Regions from separate parts of the Homo sapiens genome. Here region 2 is linked to region 1. Evidence: chromatin contacts called from ENCODE Hi-C data. All regions are on one chromosome and are shown on one strand. Each heading gives the region's core, a stretch centred on a gene start or an enhancer-like site at or near the end of the contact. The rest is flanking DNA. Distances are from core to core; before and after follow the strand shown. Region 1 has its middle 88 kb from the start of SATB1-AS1. Region 2 has its middle 300 kb from the start of SATB1-AS1.

What was found. A loop is a pair of places that touch in the nucleus more often than their neighbours do. Pooled maps may share reads with other maps.
Region 2: a map with no recorded cell type shows a loop between it and region 1 (8-fold over the local background). The contact joins two enhancer-like sites. A Hi-C loop is called at or near these places in 4 of 37 single-sample maps with no recorded cell type and 7 of 50 pooled maps.

What each region holds. Positions count from the first base shown.
Region 1 is chr3:18,530,398-18,535,366 of GRCh38, forward strand. No RefSeq gene overlaps it. Among named protein-coding and RNA genes, the nearest start is that of SATB1-AS1, 88 kb to the left of the region's middle. Within about 2 kb of position 1,399, at least 2 of the 41 ENCODE cell types and tissues checked have a DNase peak (open chromatin) inside an H3K27ac peak, as active enhancers do.
Region 2 is chr3:18,737,808-18,743,010 of GRCh38, forward strand. No RefSeq gene overlaps it. Among named protein-coding and RNA genes, the nearest start is that of SATB1-AS1, 300 kb to the left of the region's middle. Within about 2 kb of position 3,429, at least 7 of the 41 ENCODE cell types and tissues checked have a DNase peak (open chromatin) inside an H3K27ac peak, as active enhancers do.

The DNA of each region.
Region 1 (4,969 bases), core at 149-2,648:
TCACAAATATAAATATATAAAGCTTTAAAAAAGTTTAATGTAACAAAAATGGCATAAAAGGAGTCAAAAGTTTTTAAAAAATATGTTAATGCAGTAGATTAGGTGCTAATTTTCTTAATATACTAATAACTCAATAAGAGAAATTTTGTATCTAGAAGAAAATGAACATGGAAATAGGCAATTCACAGATAATGGCATTCATCTGGCGAATAAAAAAATGTGTGACATTCAGAATAAAATAAAAATGAAATACTGGTTTTCAGCCATCACTTGAGCAAAACTGCAAAGATACAATGAGACTCAGGCATTCCCATATACTGTGGATGGGAGGGCAAAGACCTTCAACCTCTAATTTTATTTCTATTTTTAAACATGTATGTTAAAATTTTAAATGCTAATGTCCTCTTGACCCAATAATCTTATGTCTAAGATTTGAATCTGGAGATAAACTTGAACAAATGCATCTAGATTTATGTATAAGTATTAATATAGTTTAGATGTGTGTTCCCACCCAAATCTCATATTGAAATGTAATCCCCAGTGTTGGAGGTGGGTCCTGGTGTGAGGTGATTGGATTATGGGGGTGAATTTCTCAGGAATGGTTTAACATCATCCCCTACGGCCCTGTCCTTGCATAGTGAGGTGAGTTCTTCTGAGATCTGGTCATTTAAAGTGTGCAGCACCTCCCCGCCTCACTCTCTCTTGCTCCTGCTTTTGCTATGTGATGTGTGAGCTACTGCTGTGCCTTACACCATGATTTGAAGCTCCCTGAGGCCTCCCCAGAAGGAGATGCTGCCATGCTTCCTGTACAGCCTGCAGAATTGTGAGGCAATTAAACCTCGTTTCTTTATAAATTACCCAGTCTCACGTATTTCTTTATGGCAATGCAATAATAGACTAATACTAATATGTTCAGTGAAACATTATTTGTCATTATAACACCCCCATCCACCAATGTCCATAGATAGGAGATTAGCTGAATGATTTATAGTACATACTTATAACGAAGTATTATACAGCCATTGAAAAGCCTGAAATAGACTTTTGTGGGCTGAAACAAAAAGCCTAGGATAGAATATTGATGAAAAATGAAATACAAAAAGCAATCTATAGTGTGATTCCACTCGTGTGTGTGTCTTGCAGATGCATAGACAATTTGTGAGCGAATACGAGAATGTTAAGAGTGGCAGCCTTTGGGGAGGGCTAATAGTTCAGGGAGATAGAGCAGGGCTGTAGAGGATGTCAATTATTTTTTGGCGATGCTCACTCACCATTCCTTGTCTTTATAAAAAAAACCCTTCTCACTCACATACATGCTTTGAAGAAGGTGCTTCATTACTTCAACTCCAGAGATGCAAGATGAGACCCAAGCCTGGTAAAAGAGCCTACCCAATTTCACTACCCACATTGACTCATCAAGGGTGTTATGAGTTGAAAGTTGGTCAAACCTGAGAGAGTTTTGGGACTTGTATGTGAGCCCCTGGGACTATAGAAAACTCTTTTCTTCTGAGTGTGAGTCTGGAGGATGTATGCTTGAACTACTCCAGCCTATGAATGTTATGAAAGAGGAAACAAAACAATGAGGAAGAAGCATAGCGGATATGTCCAGAACAGATCATTGGACATTTCAGTTAAATAAACAACAATAAACAAACAAACAAACAAACAAACAAGCAATTTTTCCCCTTAGGGAACTTTGAATTAGGACCTATCTAGATGAGTTCTTTTCCTTTATTTTAATATTATGTTCAGTTTGAATAAATATATGTAGTTTTGTAGTAAAAAGCATTTTGTAAATAAGAAGGTTCTATCCACTTTGTAATCACACTTTTAAAAAGATGCACAATAGAAAGCTTGGATATATAAACTGAGACATTTCTAAATGTAATACAAGACAGCCATTAAAAAATAATGAGGTTTATTTATGTGTATTCATGTGGAAAGATACTCTAAAAGAGTGAGAAAATATCAGGTTCCAGAAAAATCACTTAGAATACATTTTCATTTATATAAAAGAAAAAGATGTTTATATGTTTATTACAATCCAAAAAGCTATACAGCAGATTAATCAGTTCCTAAGTATGGGGTTATGGGTGGGGGACTTCACTTCCTATTTTATACACTAATGTATGTAAATATTTTATCCCCATTCTTAGGTGATAAAGACCTCAAGGATGAGTTTCATCTCATCTTTGAATTCTTCAGATCACCTGCTCATATTAGATAACAAATATATGTTTGTGGAGTAAATGAGTTTGGAAAAAAGAAAACATAAAATTAATTAAGAGGAGGATTTTACTTCATAGAATAAGGAAAATCCAGCAGTTTTGTGTGTGTTAAAGGCAAATTTCCAATATTAGCAGATCCATAGGCTTTGAAAAAATAATCAGTTCACAAGACCCACCTCCCCCAATTCTAGCTGGTCCTTTGCAGCTAGAGTTACTCAGAGAATAAGTAACATTTTATGTGTTTTTTTTTTTTAACTGGAGATTTTTTTCATAGAGGTAGTAATAGTTAGGATATTTTAGGGTTATGCTATAGTAACAAGCCCAAAATCTCGGTGGTTTCAAAAGTAAAAGTGTATTTCTTATGTTTGAAACCACTGAGATTTCATGCCACATTTCCAAAGCAAAGTAGCAGTAGTACTGTTCATTCTAGTCACTCAAGAACTCAGCAGATGAAGTCTCTGTCTCAAAATGTGCATCCACAATCACACTGGAAAGGAAAAGTCATGGCAAATTCTGCAATGTTTCTTCAAATTGTCATCTGGAGGTGACGTACACTCTTAGGTTTCATTGGACCATGCAAATCACATGAACATGTCTCACTTCAAGGAGGTAGGGAAGTGCCGTCTTACCACATGCATTTTCTGAAGAATGATAGATGAGATTTACTTCCATGCAACATTACCCACATTTACATACTTTTCAACATTCCAGTTTGGTGTCCCTTCCTTGAAGTCTATTTAAAAATGCTTGTATCATAACCACTTGCCCACAAATTACTTCCCAGAACACATGATTTTACCTATTAGCAGTGTGTTAACAATTTTGTTTAAAATAAAAATTCTCTTGACTTGTTAATTGCCATTTTCAGCAAATGCAAAGCAAACTGCAGCACTGCCATGTTCCCTAGGGTGAGTGGGAGGCTCAATAAATACTAAGGGGTGAGAATATTTGCCTTGATTAAAATGATAAAGTAAATACTTATATTTGAAAATGTTAATCTGAGTAATAAGAGCTCTAATTTTTTTAGTCATCATGCATGATATAAAATATATAATTTATTGTGAAATAAACTGCCCTAAGTAGGCCAAATATTGTCACCTTTACTGGCTAATTTGAATTCCAGCATATATAAACTTCCTGCTCATTTTTGGTATTATCATAACATTCTTTGTTTTATAAAAAAATTTTTTATTTGTATTGTTTATAGCAGAGATGTTATTCTACACATTTTCTGTTCAAGTTTCACTTATTTATAAATATAGTCATTTAAATTTCCATTGCCAAATTCACACATTTAATAGAAATAAATTTGAAGCAACCTTGATAAACACAAATGAAAGTAAAAAAACACAGAGTATTACAGTTTCTAAGAATACATTTAAAGCTGTGTATATCAATCAGAAATAACAGGCCATATTCAACCACCAGAAAAATGACTAAGGCTTTACTTGAATAGTCTGCGAATCCTTTGCAACGTTATTGAGTATAATTTTATTTAGCATAGCACTGAGGCACTAAGTGCTGTCTAGTGTTTCCAAGCAGAAGAAGCCCCTGTGATGTACCTTATGAGGAAAATGACAAACTTATTTGTGTTAAATAAGCTTCATTCATGTAACATGAATATCAGGCATGCATTATAGTGCTTTTGGCTCTGAGTTCAATATTAATGAATCAACTACATATATGTTAAATAATTGCAATAAATATGTTTGGCATCATGGGAATGAGTAATTAAATTATGTCATAAAACAGAATATTATGATATTTATTAAAAATTTAAATTATCAATAGTGGAAAAGAAAAATGCATAAGTTGTCTACTGGAACTATTTAGAACAATATGCATAGGAGGGAACTACAACAAATTATAAAGAGGATTATCTCTGTGTGCTGGGATTAGAGGGATTTTTATTATTTTGTATTATTCTCTTCCTTGTAAATTTACCATTTCAAGTATTTTAGGGTGATAAAATTTATTAGTTTTATAATTAGAAAAATTTATACTTTTTTTGTCTTCATACCAAGATATTATATTGTGGGTCGTTGGTTTTATCTGCACTAGGTCAGACGTTTGCTGAATTCAGTTCTGAGCTTTTGAACCAAAAGCAGATCTTCAGAACAAGAAACAAGATAATAAAAGAGAAACATGAAGAAACTGAAGATGATTGGAGAAATATGAATCAAGATGATTAGACCTAGCAGAGGGCTGGCTGGATGGCATTTATGTTGACAATGGACTCCTACACAGAGGATGATCATGGTCTAGGACATAATAGTCATTCAATCATCATTTCTTAAATGATTTTTTAAAACAAGTGAATGAATGACCAATTATATACCTTCCCTGAGCCAATAAAATATATTAAAAGTATAGGCCTGGGCACAGTGGCTCATGCCTGTAATTCCAGCACTTTGGGAGGCTGAGGTGGGCGGATCACGAGGTCAGGAGTTCAAGACCATCCTGGCCAACATGGTGAAACCCTGTCTCTACTAAAAATACAAAAATTAGCTGGGCAGTGTGGCATGTGCCTGTAATCCCAGCTACTCGGGAGGCTGAGGCAGGAGAATCTCTTGAACCAGGGAGTTGGAGGTTGCAGTGAGCCAAGATCGCACCACTGCACTCCAGCCTGGTGACAGAGTGCGACTCCATCTCAAAAACAAACAAACAAACAAACAAACAACAACAAAAAACAACTCCAAAAAACAAACAAACAAACAAAAAAACCCTAAAATTAGCTGGAG
Region 2 (5,203 bases), core at 2,179-4,678, 210 kb after region 1:
CGCCAACACCAAGACTTTTTAGAGCACTAAACTCAGGAGACTTCTTTTTTCTTTCTTTTATTTATTTGTTGATTTTTAAAAACTTTTTATTTCCATAGGTTTTTGGGGAACAGGTGGTATTTGGTTACATGAGTAAGTTCTTTAGTGGTGATTTGTGAGATTTTGGTGCACCCATCTCCCGAACAGTATACACTGAACCCGATTTGTAGTCTTTTATCCCTCACCCCCTTCTTACCCTTTCCTCCTAAGTCCCCAAAGTTCATTGTGTCATTCTTATGCCTTTGTATCCTCATAGCTTAGCTCCCACTTATGAGTGAGAATATATGATGTTTGCTTTTCCATTTATACGCAGGAGACTTCTTTTGAGGAACAAGAAGGTTAAGCTGTAACTGCATTTTCTAGACCCTATTGCTTAAGGAAATTTGTCCCAGGAAGATTCCTGAAGGGCAGTTTAATTAGCCCTAAGGTAGAACAGTGGCAGAAAAATTGGGGCCAAACTGGTACTTTGCTCTATCTTAGGCCATCATGTTTATCTGACCAACTATAAACTCCATGAAAAAAATGGGGCTACCCAATGATAAAGTCATGTTTTTGTACATGTCAACTTCATTTACCTTCCACATAGGTGAGCAAGGAGCAGTCTTTCTTTCTAAAATACTAGTCTGGTTCTGCTACTCTCTTGCTTAAAACTCTCTGGTAAACCTGTGTTGCCTAGAAAAAGGCCCAGTCTTCTTAGAATAAAGCCCAAAACTTTTCTCTTTCTTACTGTAATCTATTTTTCTAGCTACCTTTCACCCTCTGCAGTACATTTTCTCCAGCCATAACTGAACAATGTCTTTCTGACATTGCAACCTCTTTTCACACCTCATACTTGTTTCTTCAACTGGGATAGTTGATGATCTGTTACAATCTCACAAGTGTCTCCTTCCTTTAGAAATTTGTCCTGGCCAGGCTTTCTCAAAGTTAGAGTTATTTGCTCTCTTATTTGTGATTCTTCCAGCCCTTTATAAATGTCTTATTGTGCGTTTCTCTTACTACTAATGTTTGAGCTTTTCAGGAATCAAGATTAGTTGTGGCTGCATTCCCACAAGTGGCACAGTGCCTAGGACAGAGTGAGTGGTAAGTTATGATGAGGAAGTACCTGGATGGCTATGGCCAGACCTTAGATAGCACTGCCAGTGAGGGTGTTCCACAGAACACCTTTGACTGAGTGGGAGAAATGCAGGTCAAATCTTTTTTTTTTTTTAATGTAGAAATACAGACAGAATCTCTTTTACTATAACAGCTATAATTTCAGTGTTATTCTTATTCCATAGCATCAACTCCTTTACAGAAAAAAGACCGATGACACCCTTTGCCATTTAAAAATTCTCACCACATATTGAGCAACCCCAAAAGAATACTCATTTGCATTGACTCAGAGGGTGCCAAGGACTGATACCGAAGATTTTTATGTTGAAAAGCAACAGAGAGTAGTGGCTGAGATCATGGATTGAGTTGAAATCTCAGTTTTGCCACCTACTAGTATGTGACCTAGGGGAAGTAGACTAATTTCTTTCTGTCCATAAGCCCTTTCTGCCCACATATTAAAAAACGAGGATTATAATTGTACTTACCTCATAGGCACCATGAGACAAGGAATAAATCTGTTGATATTAAAAGCTGAAAACAATATCTGGCACAACATCCTAAAAAGCAGTGTAAAGTACTTATCAAAACACTATTTTGTGGAAGATATATCTGACTCTGAGTTTTTATTTTTCCATTTACTAGCAGCGTAATCCTAAATTGTAAATGTCCATTGTCCTTAAACCTTAGTTTTCCTTCTCTGTAAGTTGAAGCTAATAATTATGCCACTTTTAACCTTCATCCATTAAGTGAGATACGTCACTCAAAGCATTTAGCATAGTAAGTGTTCAACAAATTCTACCTACTGCCATTATTTCACGAGATAGGCTGTCAACAAATATTTGGGGCTAAATCTTAATTGATGAAATCTCAATTTCATCATCCTAATGATGAAACTTCTTTTGCTGTTAACTTTTTAATAATGTTTTTAATAGCAAGTGAGAAAAATTTCACTTTCTATCTCCTTTTCCTTACTGGCATGAGTTAAGAGTTGAAAAAAAGAGGTCTCTTGTATCAACAAATTGCCTGTAAATCTAGTCACAGAATGTTATGTCTATGGAATTTTAGAACAGAAACTTTATCTGTCATAAATTCTATCACAAATTTTAACTGCTTAATTTTAAATCAGTGGTTCTCAGTTGAGGGTGACGGTGCCCTCAGCTTCTTCCTTACAGAACAATGGAAACTATCACAACCGGTGGTAGGTGCTACTGGCTTCTAGTGAGTAGAGGCCAAGGATGCTACTAAATATTCTACAGACCATAGGATAGTCCCCTACAGCAAGAAATAATCCATCCCAGAAAGCCAATAGTGATGAGGTTTAAAAAAAACTCTATTTTAGACTTAAGGAAACTGAAGCTTAGAGAGGCTTAAATGACTTGTCTATGGTTGTAGGATTTGATAACATTAATTTCTTGCTGCATTTGATCTATCATGACATCCTAAACAATCCCAGCAGAGAGAAGACAGCCTAGTATTCAGACTCCTTTCTCGGCATTCCAAATCCCTCTACTCTCAGTGTATAGAATCTCTATTTTCTCCACATATCAGCTTTCACCCCGTTGTCCCCAGCTCACCAAAACACACATATGTGCACACAATTCCATCATGGAAAAGTAATGCAGAGAGAGTTCACCAAAGAAGCAAAGGCAAATTATTTTTCCTGGGCATATCTGTTTCAAACCAACCAATTCTATTACACAGTTAGCCCAAACAGAAGCCTGGGTGAAAAGGCAGACCAATGTACAGGTCTTTGTTGCCGTAGGACTAGAACCGGGCCAAGGTTCCCATGGGTAATAATCATGGCTTTGTGCTCAGTGAAGTCCACAGGTAACTGCAGAAATACTGTGACTACAGAATAAAGAATAAGAATAGAAAAAGGGGCATGACTTGATGAGCAAACCACACAGATTCACAGGAAGTAGACTTCAGCAGTTCTAGTATCTGTGGTTTTCTTGAATTCTTTTCAGATCTTATTCTGGGAAAAGAAAGTTATCAGGTCAGTAGTGTTAATGTGCTTTGTTTTGTTTTGTTTTTGCTCTGTTCTACATGGGCAAAACACGAGGAGATAAACATTTTCATGGTAGACTGGGAATAAAGAAGAAAAAGTGATCCTGAGAAGAAACCCCTGATGCACTTCAGGGAGGGGAACAGATACACAATGAAGTGAAGAAGATGCATATAGTTTTTCAACACTAAGAAAATGACTGAAAATAGTTTGTTCTCTTCTAATATCATTAATGAAACCACATAGTGATGTCACTTCTGATCACGCTGAAATTTGAGTTGCTGATCTTGCGATAACAAGCTTCCTCTTTGCGCGTTCACAGCGTGTCTACAGTGGAAAAGACCTTCAGGTTAAACGTGAGTGGGTGGAACTTGTCAAGAAAAATAACTTCACCACCACAACAACAAATGACGGGAGAGACAGAAACTTCTCTGGGAGAGCAGAAGGAAAAAAGCGAAGTCTAAGTATTATTAAACATGTGAAAGAAGAGTCATTTAATAGGAAGTAACTCATTCACACAAATGTAACTTTGTGGTCCCTCAGAAGTACGTAAATACTACCAATCAGTCCACCACAGATTATCATCAAAATTTCTTGGGAAATGCCTCATTAAAGAGTCTTTATAGAATAATATGAGTGTGCATCAGTCAAATAATTTCAAGAAGACGTTAAACACTAGCTCTTAGAGATGTAAATTTCCTTTCCTTCCTTGGGTACTACATTTTGCCGTTGTGAGTTTTAAATTGAGGCTAAATGTGAACCCTTTGAACCATGCTTATCTTCATAGGAGAAAGCCGTTTCTTGTTTTTAAGAGGAAGGCCTTAAATGGACTGAAGAATAGTGGTTTTGGCATTAAATTGCTCTTCTCAGATGTATTTATTACATGATGAAATTACATGATTATTATTACTTGCTGAAATAATTCCATAGCATAGGACTTGATGAATAATTGGTGAAAAATCTTTTAGAATTTATAGTTCTCAGACTTTGAAAAATATTTTTAAAAAATTGATATCCCCAAGCCCACCCACCTCATTACATAATCATGTCTATCACTTTTTAACCCTGATGCTGTAAACCCTGTATCCCCTCCATTAACAGAGTGTTGGTGTGCTTTGTTTTGTTTTGTTTTGTTATGTAACAGTTTCAATGAAGCATTTAATCGGAAAGCATAATCAAAATATGTCGTATGTGACATATTTTGAGTTGCGAATTGGTTTATTCTCTACTCTTTACTGAAGTTTGTCTCTATTGACTGGTGGCCTGTTGAAGATCATAAATGTCTTTGTTTTGATTTTAGGGCACTGTGTTTCTTAAAGTTGGAGTTCCTGGACCACCTGCCTCATAGGTCTCCAGATGTGCTCATTAAGAAATGCATATTTCTGTGCCTAATCCCAAGCTTACTAAATCAGAAACTCTTGGCAAGGGGGAGACTGAAATCTACATTTTCGCCTGTTTCTTGACTGACTCTTGTCTGTGTGGGGGTGAATGTTAAAAATTTAAAGGAAAGAGAGACCTATATGCAACTTACAAATAGAGACGGAGAGAAATGACAGTAAGGTAGCATAAGGAGACACTTTGGAAAATAGATTTTTTGAGGAGGAAAAAAATTATATTGCAAAATTATTTTTAGGTACACAAGTTATTTCTATATTTTGTCCTTTATCCATGCTCTTTATTTAGCTAATGTATCCCTCTTTTCTCAGATTTTATTTTTTTCATTTAGTCTAACACCTCTGTTAAAAGAAAAGAAGGGAAACAAAGAGGGAAAATAGGTGAAACTAAGGAGTGTAATATGCTCTTAAAAGCAATTTAACATTGTTTAAATGTATCTATCTTGACCTTTTCAATGCCATCTGACATTGTTTAATTTGTTATTTGTATATTATCATATGTTGGGAAGTGAAAAATAACTGGAATTATTTTTCAGACCTCAATGTTATTTACTATATTAAATTTATTTGTTTATTTTAAAGAAGACCACATAAAAGTATAGAACACTTTTTAAATGTATGCAAAGAAACATCTATTGTTAAAGTGTACCTTATGCTTGACACTCTTCGATGA